Linked DNA regions of Homo sapiens: region 2 is linked to region 1. A link is a loop called in an ENCODE intact Hi-C map of the cell type or tissue named here. Cell type or tissue: sigmoid colon. All regions are shown on one strand. Each heading gives the region's core, and the rest is flanking DNA. Links, peaks and the distances in the headings are about the cores only. Region 1 has its middle 21 kb from the start of LINC00384. Region 2 holds the start of TRN-GTT2-4 (tRNA-Asn (anticodon GTT) 2-4).

Region 1 (9,839 bases), core at 1,314-9,313:
CTTTTTAAAAAATTTTTAAGATGATAACAGCTGAAGCTTATTTCCCGGCTCTGTGCTAGGCTGTCCACAGGCAGCATTTTATTTCAGCCTCACACCAACCCCATGAGGTAGGTGCTGTTATTATCCTCATTCCACATTTGAGCAAACCAAGTTTAAAGAGTGCAGGAGACTCCTGAAATCAGGATCCAAGTCCGAATCCAGAATCCACTCTTCCAACCATAGCCTCCATCTTGAGGACCTGCGATCTGCCTGTCGTGGTGCAAACATTCTTTATCACTAATCTCACAATAATGCTGCCAAGAAATATGCTCCCATTATACAGATGGGGAAGCCTGAGAATCACAGAGGGCACATGCTCTGCCTGAGGTCATCAGCTGGCAGAGCCAGAGCCAGATCGTGAATTCCAGCCAGGGTCTCTGCTTCCCCTCCCCACCCACAGTCCTCACGTTGTGTCCTGCTTGGGTTCTGGGACCAGACTGTTTTGAGGAAAGGTGTCTGAGACGCACCCAAGGCACTCTTGGGCTCTGTCCCTGCCTTGCCAGCTTCTCCTCACCTCCTGGAACCATGGACGAGTTGAGATGAGAGAGAGGGCCAGGAGCAGCCGGCGAGGACACACAGCTGTGCTTGTGGATGGAGCTCTGGTTTCTCTGTGTGCTGGTGGCAGTGGTGGAATTTCCTCAGCTGAGAAGTGCAGACCTGGGAGCAGACATCAGCCACCACCCTGTGTGTGGCTGCTCTGTAGGCCTGAGGTGCCCAGATCAGAGTGGAGAGGACAGGCTTGCTGTGGATTGTGAGGTTGGAGCACAGGGTGCCAGAGGCAACAGACGTGGATTGTAGTCTCATCTCTATCACTTGTTATCTGTAAGATCTTGGGTTAGTTTTTCATGAAAACCTCCAAGCCTCAGTTATCTCATCTGAAAAATGGGGATAACAGTATTTACTTACCCCCCAGGGTCGCTGGGAGGATAAGATAACATGCATGGAGTGGAGGGCCTGATCCACTGTAAGTGTGTGAATTAACACCATCTGGCATCACTGCCACTTCGTTAAGGCTGGAGGCACCAGATGGGAGCGCCAGGGAGAAGATGCCTTGCCACACAGCTGGCTGGCGCCAGGCTCACCCTCTCCTGAATCCAGTGGGTCTCTCTATAACTGAGCCAGTGGCTTTTAAAAAAATTAATTACTTTTAAATTAAGTTCATGAGAGGAAACAGTTTCAAAGCTGCCTCCAGTCCTTGTGTAACTCTTGTCACAGTGGGAGAGACGGTGAGTTGAGGGTGGGGACGGGGCTCAGGGTGGGAATGGAGAAGGAGACAGGGAAGGAAGGAGGGTTGGCGGCCTCTGGGGTGGACAGCAGGAGGCCTGGGCACCTGCCTGGGGTTCTTCCTCCAGCTGCCCACTACACATCTGCACTTGGAGGTCAGCCCTGGATGGAAAGAACTCTTGGACTTCCCTGCAAACCAGTGTCCGCCCATCTTCCTTGTCTCAGTAAATGGCCATCCAGGCATCTGCTTATTTAGGCCCCAAACCTCACAGGCATCCTTCACCCCTTCATCCTTCGTCCCCTACAACCAGAATCAGTTGGCAGGTATGTGCTGGCTGCTCTTCCAAGATCGTTCTTACATATATTGTCTTCTTGCTCCCGCTAATGCAGATGTTAGGCAGAAGGAGGCCATGCATCAGCAGGATGGCTGAGACCAGGTGGAGAGCAGGCTAGGGCCAGCTCAGGCAGATGACACCCTCAGTCACCCCAGCCACCCCGGGGCTCCAGCACAGTCCCCCACTGCCCTGTCCCCCAAGGTTAGAGCCACCATGGGAAGGAGGAGAGCGAGGGCCTGAGAACCCAGCTGAGAGTGCAGCAGTGCGGGGTGTCTGTCTCCCCCTTGGGCTGGAAGTGGCCCTTTCCCAAGGTTTTCCCGGGAGTGGAGTTGAAGTCTCTGTCTATGGGGGCTTGAGCCGTGCAGGGCATTTTCTCTCACACTGTCCCTGGGGGCAGGCCACATCCCTTCTTGCCTGGATCACTGATGTCCAGTGGCTCATTGGTTTGGTTTCCTCGCTGCCCCTCTCTGGCCCATTCTACAGCCAGCAGCCAGCGTGACCTCCTGAAAACACGCATGGGGTCACATTCCTCACCAGATTCCAGCCTGTTCCCACCTGAGACTGAAGCTGGGCCCTTGGCTGGAAGGAGCTGCCCCCGCAATGGTTGGAGAGCTCTCCTTGCTAATGGGTGTTCAACAATCAATGCAGATTTGGCTTCACACGGCTTCCCCAGGCTGGTTGCCTGCCCTGCACCACCCACACCAGCGCTGCCTCCCCAGGTCAGCTTTCTTTTCCATGTTGCCCTGTTTTGACCACATTTCTCACCCACTGGATTTATCTTCCTCCTTTAATCACTCACTTGCGTGTAGTTGACTTGCTGCTTCTCTCCTCCTAGGGCTCAAATTCATTAGAGTGAGGGCTTGGTCTTATACCCCGCTGTTCCTGGCATATAGTAGGTGTTCAATTAAACATCTGTTAGGGGGTGGAGTTGCTGGCAGGGAACACGTTGTCCAGGACCTTTCTTTTTGCAGAGGACTGAATAAGCTCATAAGAGATGGCTTTGTGTCTTTCTCAGGAGCTGCCCTAAGGCTTTGTAACCCTCCACATTAGGACTTTCTTTCTGCTCTGTCAGGCTCATATTTGTTTTCACTGAATCATGGTTTTACAGCCAAACCAGCACAGCATAGCAGTTAAGGCTAGGGCAGGGGTTTGGCTAGAGCAGGGGTTTGGATGACAGTTAAATCTGGGTTTAGAGCCAGGTTCTGCAACTTGCTAGCTTTGCAAAGCTCCGAAAGTTACTTCACCTCTTAGAGCCTCTGTCTTCTTGGCTGTAAAGTGGGGTGTCTTACAGAGTTGTGACAATTCAATAAAGTGATAAAAACAAAGCCATTAGCACAGTGCATGGTAGCCAGAAGGGCCACAAAATATTTCTCCACTATTATGAGATCTGAAGATGGTGGCAGAGGGCGCAGTGCCTGGCTTTCTGGAGATCAGTGGATGTCTTTATGGCCACTGCTTTAAATCCTCTGTGGGTGACCTTTCCCCTGTTGTTCGTCTCTGCTCACATGGATGAAGCTGAGGCCCCCAGAGGAACCCTGGAAGCCACAGAGCTGGCAGGACCTAGGGCCCCTGCCCCTTGCCCCTGCTGACGGAAGGAGTCACTCACTGAACGAGCTGCCCCATCTGGCAGGAGTGTTGTCTGTCGGGAGGCCGTGTGTCCCTGGTTACAATGCAGTCACTGTCCAGTGGCCTGTCACCGGCCAGGACAAAGCTAGCCTGTTTTGGTCATTAGCTGTTGCTCTTTCAAAATAAAGAGAAGCCACAACTGAGTCTTTACCGAAGTTATTTTTAGATTTCTGGCTTCATAACAACCCTGGAATTTCTTATTTTCTCCTACTCTTCCTTTTATTTTGTTTTATTTTTTTTAAAAGCAGACAAGTCAACCTAGAACATTGAATAAATAACCCACCAGAGACAGCACGGAACGATCCGAGGCCACAAAACACATCACTTGTCCCTGGGTGATCTAAGGAGGTAAACGAACCTCTTTGGTTACAAGAACCTCAGCTGTCCAGAGACACCTGCCGGACACAGACTCCACTATGGGGCTCCCAGCTCTGGCCCGGTGGCTAGACGGGGCGTCAGGACAGGGCCACCACCTCCTGGGCTGGCACTGGAGGCGTGTTTCCAGCAGGTGTGTTTCCAGCGGTTGCTTGCTTTTTGTCCTGGGCCTTATCAACAGGGTGGAGTGAAAGGGAGCTTCCAGGGGAGGGCTCTCAAAGAAACACGCCTGCGCGGCCCTGCGGCTGGGGCGTCCCAGGCAGGCAGCACAGGCGGTCCTCACTGAGCTCTGTCTTCTGCTCCAGAAGGAGGATCAGCCCCAGAACCACAGGGAGATGCACTTTTACCAGGACCCATGGGCTCCCTCCCGGCAAGGACCAATAAAGTGATTAAATGAAAAGAAGTAAAACCCTCGGCTCAGGCAGCCAGCAGAGGCTGGGCCTTCAGGGTCACTAAGGATACGTGCAAAACCGCCTGCCCACAGCGCTGTGGCCTGCCTCGGTTGACAGTCACGCATAAGCCGGCCTGCCTTAGGTGGCCGAGGAAGGGAAGAAGTGGAATCATGGAAAACATCCTCCCAGTGGACAAGGGCGTCAAATGGCTGGTCCTCCAGGACAGGAGAGAAGAGAGTCTAAACCAAGAACCCCAGCCCGCTGGCTCTGGGGAAAGAGGGTGGCTGGAGAGACTGCCCCGGCGGCCTAGGAGGAGTGATCCCCGGGACCTTCTCCCAGCACGGCCCACCCAGTGCAGGGACGGCAGCGCCACCAACTCTCTGGGCTCTCGGTCCTGCCTCCGGGTCCCCGTCGCTATGGCCTGGACCTCTGCCCCCACCCAACATGGAGCCCCTTAAGAGCAGGGACGGGTCTCACTCCTCTCTGCCGTCCTCACCCCGGCTCTACGTCCAACCCTCAGTGAGTGCCCCCCCAAGTACTGAATAATGAATAAACGCATGTGCACCGAGGACGTGCGAGGCGTTCGTTTCTCCACCAGCCCTTCCTGGCCCTCTCTGCAGAGGCAAAGGCTGAGAGGAGCTTCCTTGCCAGTTCTGGGGGCGGGTCCCTGGTCAGGCGCGTTTCATCTCAGCACACAGCAGCCCAAGCGAGGCTCTCTCTCAAACAAGGAGAAGCCGCCCCCTGCTGGCCGCAGCCGATAGTGTCACACAAGGCAAGCAGGAGCCCTCTCAAAGGAGCCGGCTGCCAGCTTGGTGCTTACAATGGGCTGGCTGTGCAGGAAGAATGAGTTCAAGAGAGCTATTGTACAACGAGGTAACTAGAGTTAATAACAAGATATTATATCCTTAAAAGTTGCTAGGAGAGTAGATTTTAAGTCTTCTCATTGCAAAAATGGTGTGTGAGATAATGCATAATTAGCTCGATTTAGCCAGTCCACAAGGTACACATATTTCAAAACATTACATTGTACACGATAAATATAAACAATTTATATTTGTCGATTAAAAATAAATTTAAAAACACAGTTTTAAAAAGCTGAGATTTTCCTCCCCTTCTATTTTACTCATTTCTTTCCTATACCCAAACTCCTGCCATTTCCAGTTACTAACCCTGTGAATACTAGGTGAAAGTTAGCAATTTGTGTTGGATATAATTTCATCTCAGAAGACAAGGAAAAGGTGAACAACTATAGGAAAGGAAATAAAAAATAATCATTAAACTCTCAAAACAAACTCACCACCAGGGTTATGAATTTTTAGAACTGATCATCTATTTTCATGTAACAGAGAAATTCATATTCTTTGAGAAGGAGCTATTTCTTCTCTAACACAAAAGGGAAAGCGTTTATTAATAACTGACATTTGACAAGAGGGCACGGCATGTGCATTCCTGTTTGTGGGTGAGTTTGGTAAACAACAAGTCTCTTTTTTTTTTTTTTTTTTTGAGACGGAGTCTCGCTCTGTCACCCAGGCTGGAGAGCAGTGGCACAATCTCGGCTCACTGAAGCCTTCGCAGCCTCCATCTCCTGGGTTCAAGCGATTCTCCTGCCTCAGCCTCCCAAGTAGCTGGGATTACAAGCGCCTGCTACCACGCCGGCCGGTTAATTTTTGTATTTTTTAGTAGAGACGGGGTTTCACCATGTTGGTCAGGCTGGTCTCAAACTCCTGACCTCAGGTGATCCACCCGCCTCAGCCTCCCAGAGTGCAGGGATTACAGGCGTGAGCCACCGCGCCTGGCCAACATCTCGTCTTTTGACAACAGCCTCTCTGAAGGTTTGGGTCCATGTGCCTAGCATGGCCACAAGGGGTGCAAGGTCTTGGAGAACATGGGATAATTTCTTGGTTTCAGAATTCACATCCAGGTTTTCAATATCTTCATTTTGTTGTGATCATGTTAAATAACTTCCATTGCAAAAGGTGCTCAGAACCTGTGCCGAGCTAGTGTGAGTGAAGACACAGCTTGTCCTTGCAAAGTTGCGTCTGCAAACAGAGCAACCTGATCTTTGAAGGTATCCTGGAAATCCACAGAGAGAGCTCCTTTCCCATCACTCAGCTCAGTATTAGCCGTGCATCACAGTGAAAAGAGCGTGGGTTTTGGAGTCACACAGGCTTCTGTCCAAATCATGGCTTTGCTGTTTGCTAGCTGGGACTCAGGCCGCTTCTTTAGCTTCTCTGAGCCTGATTCCTCTTCTGTAAAATTGAGGTACAATGTAGAACATAAGGTGGTGGTGACAATCAGGTGTGGCATTTATTTGTTTTATTTATTTATTATTTATTTATTTGAGACGGAATCTCACTCTGTCACCCAGGCTGGAGTGCAGTGGCACCATCTCGGCTCACTGCAACCTCCGCCTCCCGGATTCAAGCAATTCTCCTGCCTCAGCCTCTTGAGTAGCTGGGACTACAGCCGCGCGCCACCGCACCCGGCAAATTTTTTGTATTTTTTAGTAGAGATGGGTTTCACCATGTTGCCCGGGTTGGTCTCAAACTCCTGAGCTCAGGCAATCCACCTGCCTAGGCCTCCCAAAGTGCTGGGATTACAGGTTTGAGCCACCGCGCCCGGCCCAGGTGTGGCAGTTCTAAAGGTGGAGGTTACCTCCGTAAATGGTGCCCAGTGATTATTAACGGTGTTTGGCCACTATCAGTTCTGGGTGTCAGAGATGCCTACAGCACACAGGGATTACATTTCTGTTGACTAAAAATCTACACTAGTTTCACAATTGGATTATGAAGTTTGGGTTCTCAGAGAGATACTTTTCCTCCTTTCTTTTCTGGAGTGACACTTTTATCCCACCCTGCTGCAGGGCAGTCCGTGAGCATCGAGGCTTCCTCAGGCCTGTGCCTTACCACCTCCCTGATGTGAATTGGATTTGCTGTCACTACCTTAGCTGGTAGTCTTCAAACTATTCTGACCATGCTTCTCTATGATGAAAAATGTTGGGGCAGGTGTACCCTCATCTACGTATGTTTATTTTAAATTACAAATATGCGGCCGGGTGTAGTGACTCACGCCCAGCACTTTGGGAGGCCGAGGTGGGCAGATTGCTGGAGCTCAGGAGTTCGAGACCAGCCTGGCCAACATGGTGAAACCCTGTCTCTACTAAAAATACAAAAAAAATTAGCTAGGCATGGTTGGCAGGCACCTGTAATCCCAGCTACCTGGGAGGCTGAGTCAGGAGAATTGCTTGAACCCGGGAGGTGGAGGTTGCAGTGAACTGAGATTGTGCCATTGCACTCCAGCCTGGGTGACAGAGGAAAACTCTGTCTCAAAAAAAAAAATTACAAATATGCATACATATGCACACACATATTCTACTGTCCATTTATTTATCACATATTTATGTAACTCAAGCTTTTATTCTTAAACAAAATAATTATGAATAGAATTTTTACTTTCATCTTCCCATATTGGAGTAGATTTACTTGGGCATCTGCTTCGGAGACCCCATGTCCTCAGGGTCTGGGAAGGGTCAAATTGCCCAGCCTCTAGACACCATGATTCCCTTCATCCTGGCATCACCACATCACCATCCTGCTACTCTCACAGGAAGCTACATTTCCCTCAGTTTCCAAGTGTTCATGTCTCGATGACATGAGTGGATTTGCCATCCATTCATTGATTGAGTCATGAGCCCTACAAACATTCATGGGGAGGGTCCTGTTGAAGAAACTTCACATTATGCCCTGAGGTAAAGAGGGGGGAGGTCAGAAGGGTGTATTCGGATGGCCTCTCTGACTTCCTGATGCTAACAGCTTTCTCAGAGGTTATTGTGAGGCCCAACCACTATCATGCTTGGAAAGCTCCCAAGGCGGAGGAGAGGGGCATGTGGTGAGGACTGTGGGAGGGTTATTGCCTCTCCTGCATGCCACTTCCATCTGTCTATGGAATAGCAGTTACAATACCTGCATCTGCACCAATGATGCTTCTGCTGCCTTCCCAAGGATGGTGGAGTGTGAAGTGCTATGACCACCCTCAGCAATGAATGTTCAAGAATCACTCACTGATCACATCATTTATGATTAAGATTTGGACACTGATATATAACAACTATTAGTGATTCTTTGGAAGACTGGTATGCATTTCTAGATTCTATTCACTTAAAGTTTTAAAAGTTTTAAGCAATTGGCTGGGCATGGTGGCTCACGCCTATAATCCCAGCACTTTGGGAGGCTGAGGTGGGTGGATCACCTGAGGTCAGGAGTTGGAAACCAGCCTGGCCAACATGGCAAAACCCCATCTCTACTAAAAATACAAAAATTAGCTGGGCGTGGTGGTGGTTGCCTGTAATCCCAGCTACTCGGGAGGCTGAGGCAGGAGAATGGCGTGAACCCAGGAGGCGGAGGTTGCAGTAACCCGAGATTGTGCCACTGCACTCCAGCCTGGACCACAGAGCGAGACTCCATCTCAAAAAAAAAAAGAGCAAGATGAAACTTCATGAAGACAGACCAACAGCATGGAAAAAAAGGATGACTAGAAAGGAGAAAAGTGAAAACTGCAGGAATAGTCAAACTGCAGAGCCAGATGGGGTTCATCAACCAGCGATATGCACATACAGGTTCTGAGACAGGAAATGTGGGCTGCAAGCATGAGCAGAGCAAGATGGGAGAATCTTACACCTATTCAATCAACACAGTGGTGGTTTGCTAATAATTACACAGACGTTCTGCCAAGCCATACACCCTACCTGCTACAGCTAGTTAGTGTTGCCATTATCATCACTGTTGCAACTGCAACCTTGAGAAGTTCAGGGCCTAGTTGGGAAGACATACCTAACAAGCTGTAAGAGTTCCTTGCCCCCTTGCTGGCCAGCCCAGGGGCCTTTACCATGTTCTCCCCACATCCGTAAATAAACTTCCTCCGCTACACTGTAAAAAAAAAAAAAAAAAGAAAAGAAAAAGAGTTCCTACAAGTTAATTAGTATAACAGATGTCTGAATAATCGACTATGTGATGCATAAAAGAAGTAACTTCTGGGGGTCAGGGAAGATTCTGGAGGGGCAGGGACATTTGAACTGGGCCTTGAAGACTATGTAGGAGTGCATGAGGTAGAGAACAGGAGAAGTGTATTCTGGGTAGGGGAATGGGGAGCAGCATGTGCCAAGACCCAGATCATGGAAGAACTTGGCAGGTGTTGAGGAGTGAAAGATTAGTGTGGAAGGAGATAAGGGAGAGTGTGTGAGTTGGATAGCATATAAAGCTAATGAAGTATGTTACATAAAGTTCATGTGAGCTGGGCTAACACATTCCAACTCTGCTATGTTGACAACAAAGGTCTTTAAGCAGGCAGTAACAGAACTGCCATGCTCACTGGCTAACTTCTGAATTCAGAGTCTCGCTCCCAGGCAAGTGAGCTATTGAGGCTGCCCTGGATGGGTTGGCATCATTTTGGGCCTGGTCTTCAATCATCCATGTTCAGAGACTGACTCTAAAACACCGTGTGATTTCTACTGGGGCAGCCCTGCCGTAATTCTTAGTGCCTCATGGTTTGCTTGGAGGCCCTAAAAGTGCCTAGAGGTTCCATGGGTGACTGAGTCCTCAATCAGATCTCTTGCCCCACTGAAGGAAATGGTCCCTTCTGACCAGTGACTGACCACCTGGCTTCTGGGTAGAGTTCAGTGTTGAGAGAAGGAATGAGTTGGGTCTTCCATTGGGCTTGGCGTTTTGCTGCCATAAATGGAATCCCAGCCTGCAGCAGCATCTGACACTCAGAGGTGACTGAATGCTAAAGGCACTTTGGAGCTCCCAAACCATGTTGGTGCCGGGGAGTGGGAGGAGAGAGAGGCCCCCTC
Region 2 (9,839 bases), core at 840-8,839, 540 kb before region 1:
TACACCATGTTGGCCAGGCTAGTTTCAAACTCCTCACCTCAGGTGATCTGCTCACCTCAGCCTCCCAAAGTGCTGGGATTACAGGCATGAGTTACCATGCCCCACCTAATTTTAAAAAATATGTTGTAGAGACTGGGTCTCGTTATGTTGCCCAGACAGGTTTCAAACTCCTGGCCTCAAGAGATCCTCCTGCCTCAGCCTCCCAAAGTGCTGGGATTACAGGCATGAGCCACCAGCTTAAATATGCCACAATTTATTTATCATTTTTGCCTGTTGCTGGACATTCAGGTTGTTTCTTATTTATAACTATTATAAATAATACTGTGCTGCTGCATTCAAAATTTTGATCACATCCCTGGTTATTTTCTTAGGATGGATTTCTAATATAGAATTTCTAAAATGAGAGGGTATATACATTGTTTAATATGTATATTACCACACTGCTCTCCAATTTTATTCTCATCAGTCCTGTGTGAGAGCAGCCCTCTCACTACACCGTGACTGTGTTTTAGTATTACCTTTCTTTCTCTTTTGCGATTTGGGGAAAGAAATTTTTATTTCATTTAATTTTGATTTTTATTACTAGTGAGACTAAACTTTTATCATATTGGTCATGTGCATTTTTTCTTTGACAAAAATTGTATATATTAATTGTATATGGTATATAATGTGATGTTTTGATGTATACACACACACACACACACACACACACACACACACGTCAAAATGATTAAATCAAACTGTTTAACATATCCAAACATCATTTTTTTGGTGAGAACATTTTTGGTGAGCAATTTTTAAGTACACAATACAGTATTAACTACAGTCACCACGCTGTACAATAGATCCCCAGAACTTACACCTGTCTACCTGAAACTTTGTACCTTTTGACCAACTTCTGCCCATCCCCTCCCCTCCACCCCCACCCCTGCTACTTCCCAGAGTCCCTGGCAACTACCATTCTATTCTCTGCTTGACATTTTTTTTTAATTTGACTTTTTTAGATTCCACACCTAAGTGAGACTATGCAGCATTTGTCTTTCTATGCCTGGCTTATTTCATTTAGTATGTTCTCTAGGCTCATCCATGTTGTTGCAAATGACAGGATTTTCTTCTTTTTTAAGGCTGAATACTACTCCATTGTGTATATGTATCACATGTCCTTTATCCTTTCATCTGCTGATGGGTTGATTCCATATCTTGGCTGTTGTAACTAATGCTGCAATAAACATGGGAGTGCAGACACCTCTTTGGGGTACTGATTTCATTTCCTTTAGATATATACCCAGGGATGGGATTGCTGGATTATATGATAGTTCTATTTTAATATTTTTGAGAACTCCATACTGCTTTCCACAATGGCTGTACCATGTATATATATTTTTTTCTTTGGGGGAATTTTCTGTTCCTGTCCCCATTCTTATTTGTTTTATGTTGTCTTTAATTGAATTGTAAAAAGATTTTGTAAATATCAATTGATAAGTGCTCCTTATGTATTAGGAATTTAGATTTTCTATCACATTTTATTTTGTCCAGTTTACTTCATGGTCCTGGTTTTCATTTCCTCATTGATTCAGTGCATAGTCCCTGCATGCCTGCTATGTGCCAGGCCCTGCTGCAGTGTTGGGGTTACAGCACAGAGCAAAGAGACCAAAACCTCCATCCTCAGCGAACTTACATTTTAGTGGGAGCATGTACACGAGAGTGTAATTTTACAAACAGAAACACCCAGTTCCTGGAATGCCTGTTTTGTAGTTTGATAAGTACCTGTGATTAATTAAATGTTACTGCCCTAGTAATGCTGTTTTCCTTTCAGAAAACCATTGCACCCATGTGAATATGGAAGAAGAAAGACCCCTGAGCTTGGGCTAATGGAGAAAATTAGGTAATATTGTCAAATAAGTATGACTGAGAAGACATCCTTAAGACTTTCAGATGGGATTTAAGGAATCGAGAGCATGCTTAAAGGTTATTTCCTTTTTTTGCCTTCCATCTAGTCCTACAGGAGCCTCTAAAACCTTATAACCACTTGTTCATCCCACAGTCTGGACATGAAGTCTGGAGAAATGAAGTATAAAGGTGGGCTTGATGAGGACAGAGAAGCTTGTGGTCCGATAAACAGAGGGGACTGTCCCAGAAATGGCTTTATGGAATATCTGATACAACAAAGCTAACTTCACATAAGATTCCTTTCCCTCAATCAAGGTATAGAAGAGCCACCAAGACCTTCACCGGGAGCAAAACTCCCTCTACAGCCATGAGTGTGCACATGCGACTCATGGACCAAAGCCTTAGCACTTGGAAATGACTCCAGGGAAAGGCACAAACAGGATCTTGAATTGACTGAGACTGTGTTGACAATAGCAAAATAATAGGGAATCAAAATAGAAATTTTGTGGAGTTACAGAAAAATAAAGGTCTATTTCTTTCTTTTTTTTTCTTTTTTTTTTTTTTGAGACAGTCTTGCTCCATCGCCCAGGCTAAAGTACAGTGGTGCGATCTAGGCTCACTGCAAGCTTCGCCTCCCGGGTTCATGCCATTCTCCTGCCTCAGCCTCCCGAGTAGCTGGGACTACAGGCGCCCGCCACCACGCCCGGCTAATTTTTTGTATTTTTTAGTAGAGACGGGGTTTCACCGTGTTAGCCGGGATGGTCTTGATCTCCTGACCTCATGATCCGCCCTCCTCGGCCTCCCAAAGTGGTGGGATTACGCCACCGTGCCCGGCCTATTTCTTATGTATTTGAAAGATTTTGTTGTTGTTTTTTAAAAAAGGAATCACAAAAAGAGATCATCACCTAAACACTTAAGAAATTCCAGCAATTCTTAAGAAGAAAATGGAAATGCACCCAAAATTCCATTAAAATAGCATAATTTTAAGTTAACTTCTAAAACTGCAATTTGGACGGCATTATCTCTTCCAATATTTCCAAGGTGGAGACCATCAGTTCCTTCTTCATGGATTGGCTGCTCACAAGCACCACATGCCTAAATATCCCTCAAGGGCTAAAATAAAGATAACTAGCTCCAAAAGCTGCCCAGCACACAAGCAAGGACCTTGTGAAAGCAGGATCTCCAGATAGTCCTACTCAAAGATCCACCTTCTTCTCCTCTCCTTGCATGGCACAGGCCCCACTCTGCAAGCCCCCTGGGCCCTTTCCCTCTATCAGTCGCAGCTTCCTCCTTGCTGAAGCAGAAATGGCTCTTGCTGGGAGGAAGTGAGTAAACGAAGGGCCATAGAATTCAGATTGGTGGTGTCTGGAAAAGATGCCCAACACCACTAATCGTTAGAGAAATGCAGAGCAAAACCACAATGAGATGATACTTCATACCCATTAGGATGCCCATTATTTAAAAAAAAAATAGATGAGGAGAAATAGGGACTCTTGTACACTGTTGGTGCGAATGTAAAATGGTACAGCCAATAGCAAACCATGTGATCCAGCTACTCCATCTCTGGGTATATTCCCAAAAGAATTGAAAGCAGGGAATCAGTTATTTGTAGACCCATGTTCATAGCTGCAGGTGGAAGCAACCCTAATGTTCACGGAGAGATGAATGGAAAAGCAAAATGCGATACCTGCATACAGTGCAGCTTATTCAGCCTTATCCAGGAAGGAAATCCTGACACAGGCTACAACGTGGATGGACCTTGAAGACATATGGTAAGTGAAATAAGCCAGCCACAGGCAAACACCGTATGACTCCATTTACATGAGGTCTCTAAGAGTAGTCAAATTCAAAGGGACAGAAAGTAGAATGGTGATTGTTCCGACTAGAGGAGGGGAATCGTGAGTTACCGTGTAATGGGTAGGGAGCTTCTGTTTCGGAAGATGAAAAGGTTCTGGAAATGGATGGCGGTGATAGTTGCATAACAATGTGAATGTACTTAGTGCCACTGAACAGTGCGCCTAAAAAAATTGGCCGGGCACGGTGGCTCACGCCTGTAATGTCATCCCAGCACTTTGGGAGGCGGAGGCGGGCGGATCACGAGGTCAGGAGTACCAGACCAGCCTGGCCAGCATGGCGAAACCCCGCCTCTACTAAAAATACAAAAGTTAGCTGGGCGTGGTGGCAGGCGCCTGTATTCCCAGCTACTCGGGAGGCTGAGGCAGGAATCGCTTGAACCCGGGAGGCGGAGGTTGCAGTGAGCCGAGATCGCGCCATTGCACTCCAGCAACAGGGCAAGACTCCATCTCAAAAAAAAAAAAAAAAAAAAAAAAAAAAAATTCAGAAGTCAGGGAAAGGGAGAAGCCTTCAATGGCCATTTCAAACTGAAAGGCTATCTTAATTGCCAGTCCCTCTATAAGGCTTTTTTGATGTCCCCTAAACTATGCAATCTCAACAGAGGCCATATGCCTCAAAATGGGGTGCAAATTGGTTCTTAGAAGGTGGCAAAAATCATATTCTTTTTATGTACGAAGCACAGATATACATACAGTCTACATTGATACACAGCCTATCTATGTTCGTTGCATTTTACGGGGTGAGAGGTGATGAGATGAAAAACTGTCTAAGGAGAAGGGGCAATAGCGGCAACCCAGAAAAAGGGTTAGGTCCCTTAAGTTTGGGACCTAAGCGCACGTGACTCTCCATCCTTTAAACCTGTACAGCACGTGGTTCTTCCCTCCAAGCGTGTCGTATTCTCTCCGTGCGACCTATTCCCCTTGGCAGGTTCTCCCCTGGGTCCCTGGTTACTGGTGGCGCGCCCGGCCGGCACGGTCCCCGCCGCAGAGCACGCATGGCGCGCAGCCATTGCTGAGAGGATCTTTCCTACCCCGAGTCCGGGCCGACTGCGGACCACTGGCCGCTGCCGCCACGAGGGGCGCGCTTCGTCCCCAGAGAAGCCCGGAGTCACGCGGCCTCGCCCGCCCCCTCCCGCGCGCCGGGGCACAGCCTCTCCCCCCGCGGCGGCCGCTGGGCACCTCGGCCGCTTCCGCTGCCTCCTCGGCGCGCCCCGCGACTTCTCAGCCCGTGCCTGGGGTGGCAACGCCTGGGGTGGCGACGCCCAGGGTGGCTAGAGCGGCTGCCGGCGCCGCGGAAATCTGTACACACCGCAGCGCGGCCTGAGTAACTGGGTCTCTGTGGCGCAATCGGTTAGCGCGTTCGGCTGTTAACCGAAAGGTTGGTGGTTCGAGCCCACCCAGGGACGGTCAGTGCTTCTTTTCCCGAGACAACATTTACCCGATGGTTCATTTTAATAATGAGATTTTTAATCGAATAGGAGCATGATGCTACAACGTTTCTAGGACATGGACAGACAATATCCTCTTAATGTGTGGTGCCTAGTGGCTGGGCCCAAGGGAGAGACTGTGTCTGCACTGGAAGCCATGGTTTGGCAATTCTATTCCTACTACTTATCCAAGGGAAACTTGCACGTGTGCTTCAAGACACCTTCCCAACAATGCTCACAAACGGCAGTGGTAATAGCAAAACAGCAACTCAATTGCCCATTGACTGGTGAATTTATAAATTCCATTGGTGTTTCTCAGAAAAATCTGGCACCACCAAAAAGCAAATGTAGTTATTTAAGATTGTCTTCTTTGCTTCCAAAAGCATGAGCAGCCTTCCAGATGAAAACGTGTAGAGGAGTCATTATAAGCATATGGAAGCTTACCATCTTAAGAAACTATTTATTCAGTTAAGTTCTGTTACAGCTTTTGGACAACGGACTTGAATCTAGGGAAAAATGTTAATGTTTACCTTAGATTGCTGACAGAATTAACCCTGAAATTAAACTCCAGCAGAAATTGTGCGGGTTCCTGTTACAAGTTCTTGAATAACATATTTTCAACTCTGGTCTAACAGAGGACACATATTTTTCAAGCAGAATATTCACATAAGACTTTAAAGATAGAAAAACACATGATAATATGATAACATGATGATATAATTTATTTCTACCAAGATTCAGGTCCTATGGTAGGTGCTTTATCTCTGGGATCTACTTACCTCCAACAGAACTTAGAAGCCTGGAAGAAGGAGTAGTTAATAGAGTCACTAGGCTATCTTTAAAGGAATGCCTTGGCAAATGTTTGCTGATAGTTATCAATCAAATAATTGTCGATAACACAATACCCTCTGTTGTTTAGTTAGTAGCCCTGGAGAAGGAGACACAACGTCGTACTTACGGTGGAATTCCAGGCAACAGAACAAGTAGCTCTCAAAAATTTTCTTAGAGGCCGGGCGCAGTGGCTCACACCTGTAATCCCAGCACTTTGGGAGGCCAAGGTGGGCAGATCATGGGGTCAGGAGTTCAAGACCAGCCTGGCTAACATAGTGAAATCCTGCCTTTATTAAAAATATAAAAATTAACTAGGCATGATGGTGCACACCTGTAGTCCCAGCTACTCAGGAGGCTGAGGCAGGAGAATCACTTGAACCTGAGAGGTGGAGGTTGCAGTAAGCTGAGATCGTGCCACTGCACTCCAGCCTGGGTGACAGAGCAAGGCTCCTTCTCAGAAAAAAAAAAAAAAAAAAAAATGTTCTTAGGTAGGAATCTTTCCGATGCCCATCAAATTCCAAACGTCCTGTCTACACTTCTGGGTAGCTTATAGTAGAAACCACAAAATGAGGGGAAATTAGATCATAAGATAATTTATATACTGTTCAAACCTAGTCTTACATTTCAAGATGCAGGGCATATATTTGCTATCACTACAATTACAGGGACTTAGAAAACATGCCCTTGGAAAACATGCCCTTCCACTTTGAAGCTGAATATATTACCCTAGGCGAGAGCAGAGATCATTTTCTGTTATCAATGATCATTTTTAGGCTCCAAGGGATTTCCTTCAAGATACACTTCAAATTTTTTGTTGTTGTTGTTGTTTTCAGATGGAGTCTTGCACTGTTGCCCAGGCTGGAGTGCAGTGGCACAGTCTCCGCCCACTGCAAGCTCCGCCTCCCGGGTTCATGCCATTCTCCTGCCTCAGCTCCCTGAGTAGCTGGGACTACGGGCGCCCGCCACCACGCCCCGCTAATTTTTTGTACTTTTTTTTTAGTAGAGACGGGGTTTCACCATGTTAGCCAGGATGGTCTCGATCTCCTGACCTCGTGATCCGCCCGCCTTGGCCTCCCAAAGTGCTGGGATTTCAGGCGTGAGCCACCGCTCCCGGCCTCAAATTCTTGAGCTTAGCAAAAGGGCTTCTATAGTCCATACCCTAGTCTCCTACCATGTTCCTTCATGAAAGCTTCACACAGTTACATGCAGTTACCAAGGGTTCCCTGAGTTACCCATGCAGACTTACACGCCCCACCTAGATCCTCTCCCTGCTCTGCCCTTCTCCACCTCCACCCCACTTAGCTGGGAGACATCCGCTGAGGCATCACCTTCTCAGGGAACCTCCCCTGATGCTGCTTCGATCTAATATAGACACCCCTTCTCCCAGCAGTCACCACAACCCCCGGAAACAGTGAGTTGCTTGTCACCTCCACTGAGATATGAACTCCTTGGGAGTAGGGACCAGTTCTTCATTCCCAGTGCTTGCCCCTCTAGCACAGACCTGTCCCCTAGCACATGTTCAGTGCAGAGGCACTCTCTGCCTTCTCAGGGTATGGTTCACAGATGGACAACCAGATAAAAATGCATCTGATGGAGTGTCAGCAAGTCAGCCAAAGAAAAATGTTCCCAGGCCACGAAGTAAGTGGCCAACATAGACTGGGGCTGTGAGCCTTCATTGAGGATTTGAAACAACCCTGAGAGATGTGGGCAGGCAGGTGAGAGGCATTTAAGGCCAAGGAAAATTCCAGACAAAACGAGAGCGAGGGTAAGAAATGAACATAACCAGTACATAGGACAAGTGTACTTCAAGAAGGTGCAGGGGAAATGTTCTTAGCTCCTGGAAGGTCCTTGAATACCTAGGATGTGGCTAACTTTACCCCGTAAGGGAAGGGAGTAACTTATTAGAGATTTCTGTTTCAGGGTAGAATGAAATCTATTTTAGGTGATTAGTGTGGCAGCAATGTAGGGGAAATAGTAGATCAGAGACTAGTTAGGAGGAAATTATATTTCAAACGAGGCACAACGAGGTTCTGGGTTCAAATAGGCCTGGAGAAGGCAGCATGGGTGCAATTCAAGGGAAAATTGGGCAAGTGTTGGGGACTGCAGCAGTGGGGAAGTGTCTATGGTGATGCCTACATTTAGAACCTGGCTGATGCTACTAATAGGAATTCAAAATCTGAAAGGGTCTTAAAGAAACCTAGGAATAAATATTACAAATTGTCCAAACTCTTAGCTTACTTTACATGTGGCTGATTCCCCACCATGGAGTTGCTCTGGAACCTAGAACCTAATTTCAGAAACAATCTTTGGCTTTGGGTTTTTTGGGGTTTTTTTGTTTTTTTTTTGTTTGTTTGTTTTTGCATAAGAAAGCATCTTTCATTGGATTTTGTTTTTCAGTTAAATTTCATTTTAGGTTTAAGTTAAACTTCATTTATTGAAGTCAAACTTCCCAAGAGACTACCTTATGGATACATGGAGCCCTGTGAAAATCCAAATGACAGCCTAAAGACCCTCTCCCTAAAATATCCATATTTAGAGATGAGATTTTGTCCAGTGTCCAAGAGAGTCACAGGCCCTCTAAAACAGAGTTCTTGGCCCCCAGGTTTTGAAGACCTGGCTTTTACTTTATTTATTGGATTTACATTCTAACTACTGATAAAGGCCACAAAGCATGTCAAATCCGAAGTGTTTAGGTACAGAAAAATTACTAAACTGGAGACTTTAAGGTAACACAAAAATAAAAAACCAGAATAGTTTAATACTATTGACAAGTCACAAAGAGAAACAAGTTTGATTTTTTTTGGCTTAGTAATTAAGTAGGTCTATAAAATTAATAATAAAGGACTTGAGACAAAAAAAAAAAAAAAAAGCTGCCTTGAGGTTTTAACACTTAATGCTTTATTGTTGCAATCTGGAATGACCAGCTGGGAGGGGCTTTAATATATTGATCCTTTCAGGGTCATCACTTCTGCGGAGATTTACTCCATCAGCAGATACCAATTTGCATTTTTTCCCTTGTGAGTTACTTTAATGACACCCAGCAAATTGCGATATTTTAGTTACCTCTCTTAGAAATGGAGCCATTTTTCACCATGCTTTTTTAGTAAAAACAAAACAACAAAATTATTTTCTGTCAAAGATAAGAAACTAGTTATTCCCAAACAGGTATATCAAATGCACACTTCAAAATAAGGAGATTCTGAATTACCTTAGCAATAAACTTGAGTACATTATTGTATGTGTGAATATGAACATAATGATCATTTATACTTCATTGAATGATATATTCACTTATACTTGAGTATAGGTCTGATCATTGGAATTCATTGTAATAAATATCACATAGGGCCGAGCATGATGGCTCACACCTATAATCCCAGCACTTTGGGAGGCCGAGGCGGGCGGATTGCCTGAGCTCAGAAATTCAAGACCAGCCTGAGCAACACGGTGAAACCCCATCTCTACTAAAATACAAAAAATTAGCCGGGCGTGGTGGCATGCACCTGTAGTCCCAGCTACTAGGGAGGCTGAGGCAGAAGAATTGCTTGAGCCCAAGAGGCAGAGGCTGCAATGAGCCAAGATCGCGCCACTGCACTCCAGCCTGGGCGACAAAGCGAGACTCCGGCTCTGAATAAATAAAAAAATAACACATACGTGAAAATCTGCCATGGATAAGAGCCAATATACAACTGAAGTTTAAAATATAGAATTTCTCTATTAATTACCAAGCACAGGGATTCTTTACACCACAAGCGCCACAGCCAATGGGACACCAGTTTACAACCGCAAACATTTTGCTATCCTGCTAAACAGGGCTGGTTTATATTGCCTTAAGGCC

Evidence for each region. Hi-C counts contacts between places; a loop is a spot of excess contacts. Peaks named below come from ENCODE experiments on the same cell type or tissue, not always from the same donor. Only the 100,000 strongest peaks of a DNase experiment are listed, where the experiment ranks them.
Region 2: a loop joins it to region 1, with 5 times the contacts of the local background. A loop is called at or near these places in 10 of 110 quality-filtered maps.

The regions. Positions count from the first base shown.
Region 1 is chr13:30,127,623-30,137,461 of GRCh38, reverse strand. No RefSeq gene overlaps it. Among named protein-coding and RNA genes, the nearest start is that of LINC00384, 21 kb to the left of the region's middle. In sigmoid colon, for the core only: a CTCF peak has its summit at 4,732 (motif pointing left); a DNase peak (open chromatin) is centred at 4,721; H3K27ac peaks cover 338 bases.
Region 2 is chr13:30,669,274-30,679,112 of GRCh38, reverse strand. TRN-GTT2-4 (tRNA-Asn (anticodon GTT) 2-4) reads left to right here and starts at 5,076; the gene lies at 5,076-5,149. RefSeq lists a silencer at 4,717-5,226. In sigmoid colon, for the core only: a CTCF peak has its summit at 4,821; a DNase peak (open chromatin) is centred at 4,932; H3K4me3 peaks cover 1,176 bases; H3K27ac peaks cover 938 bases.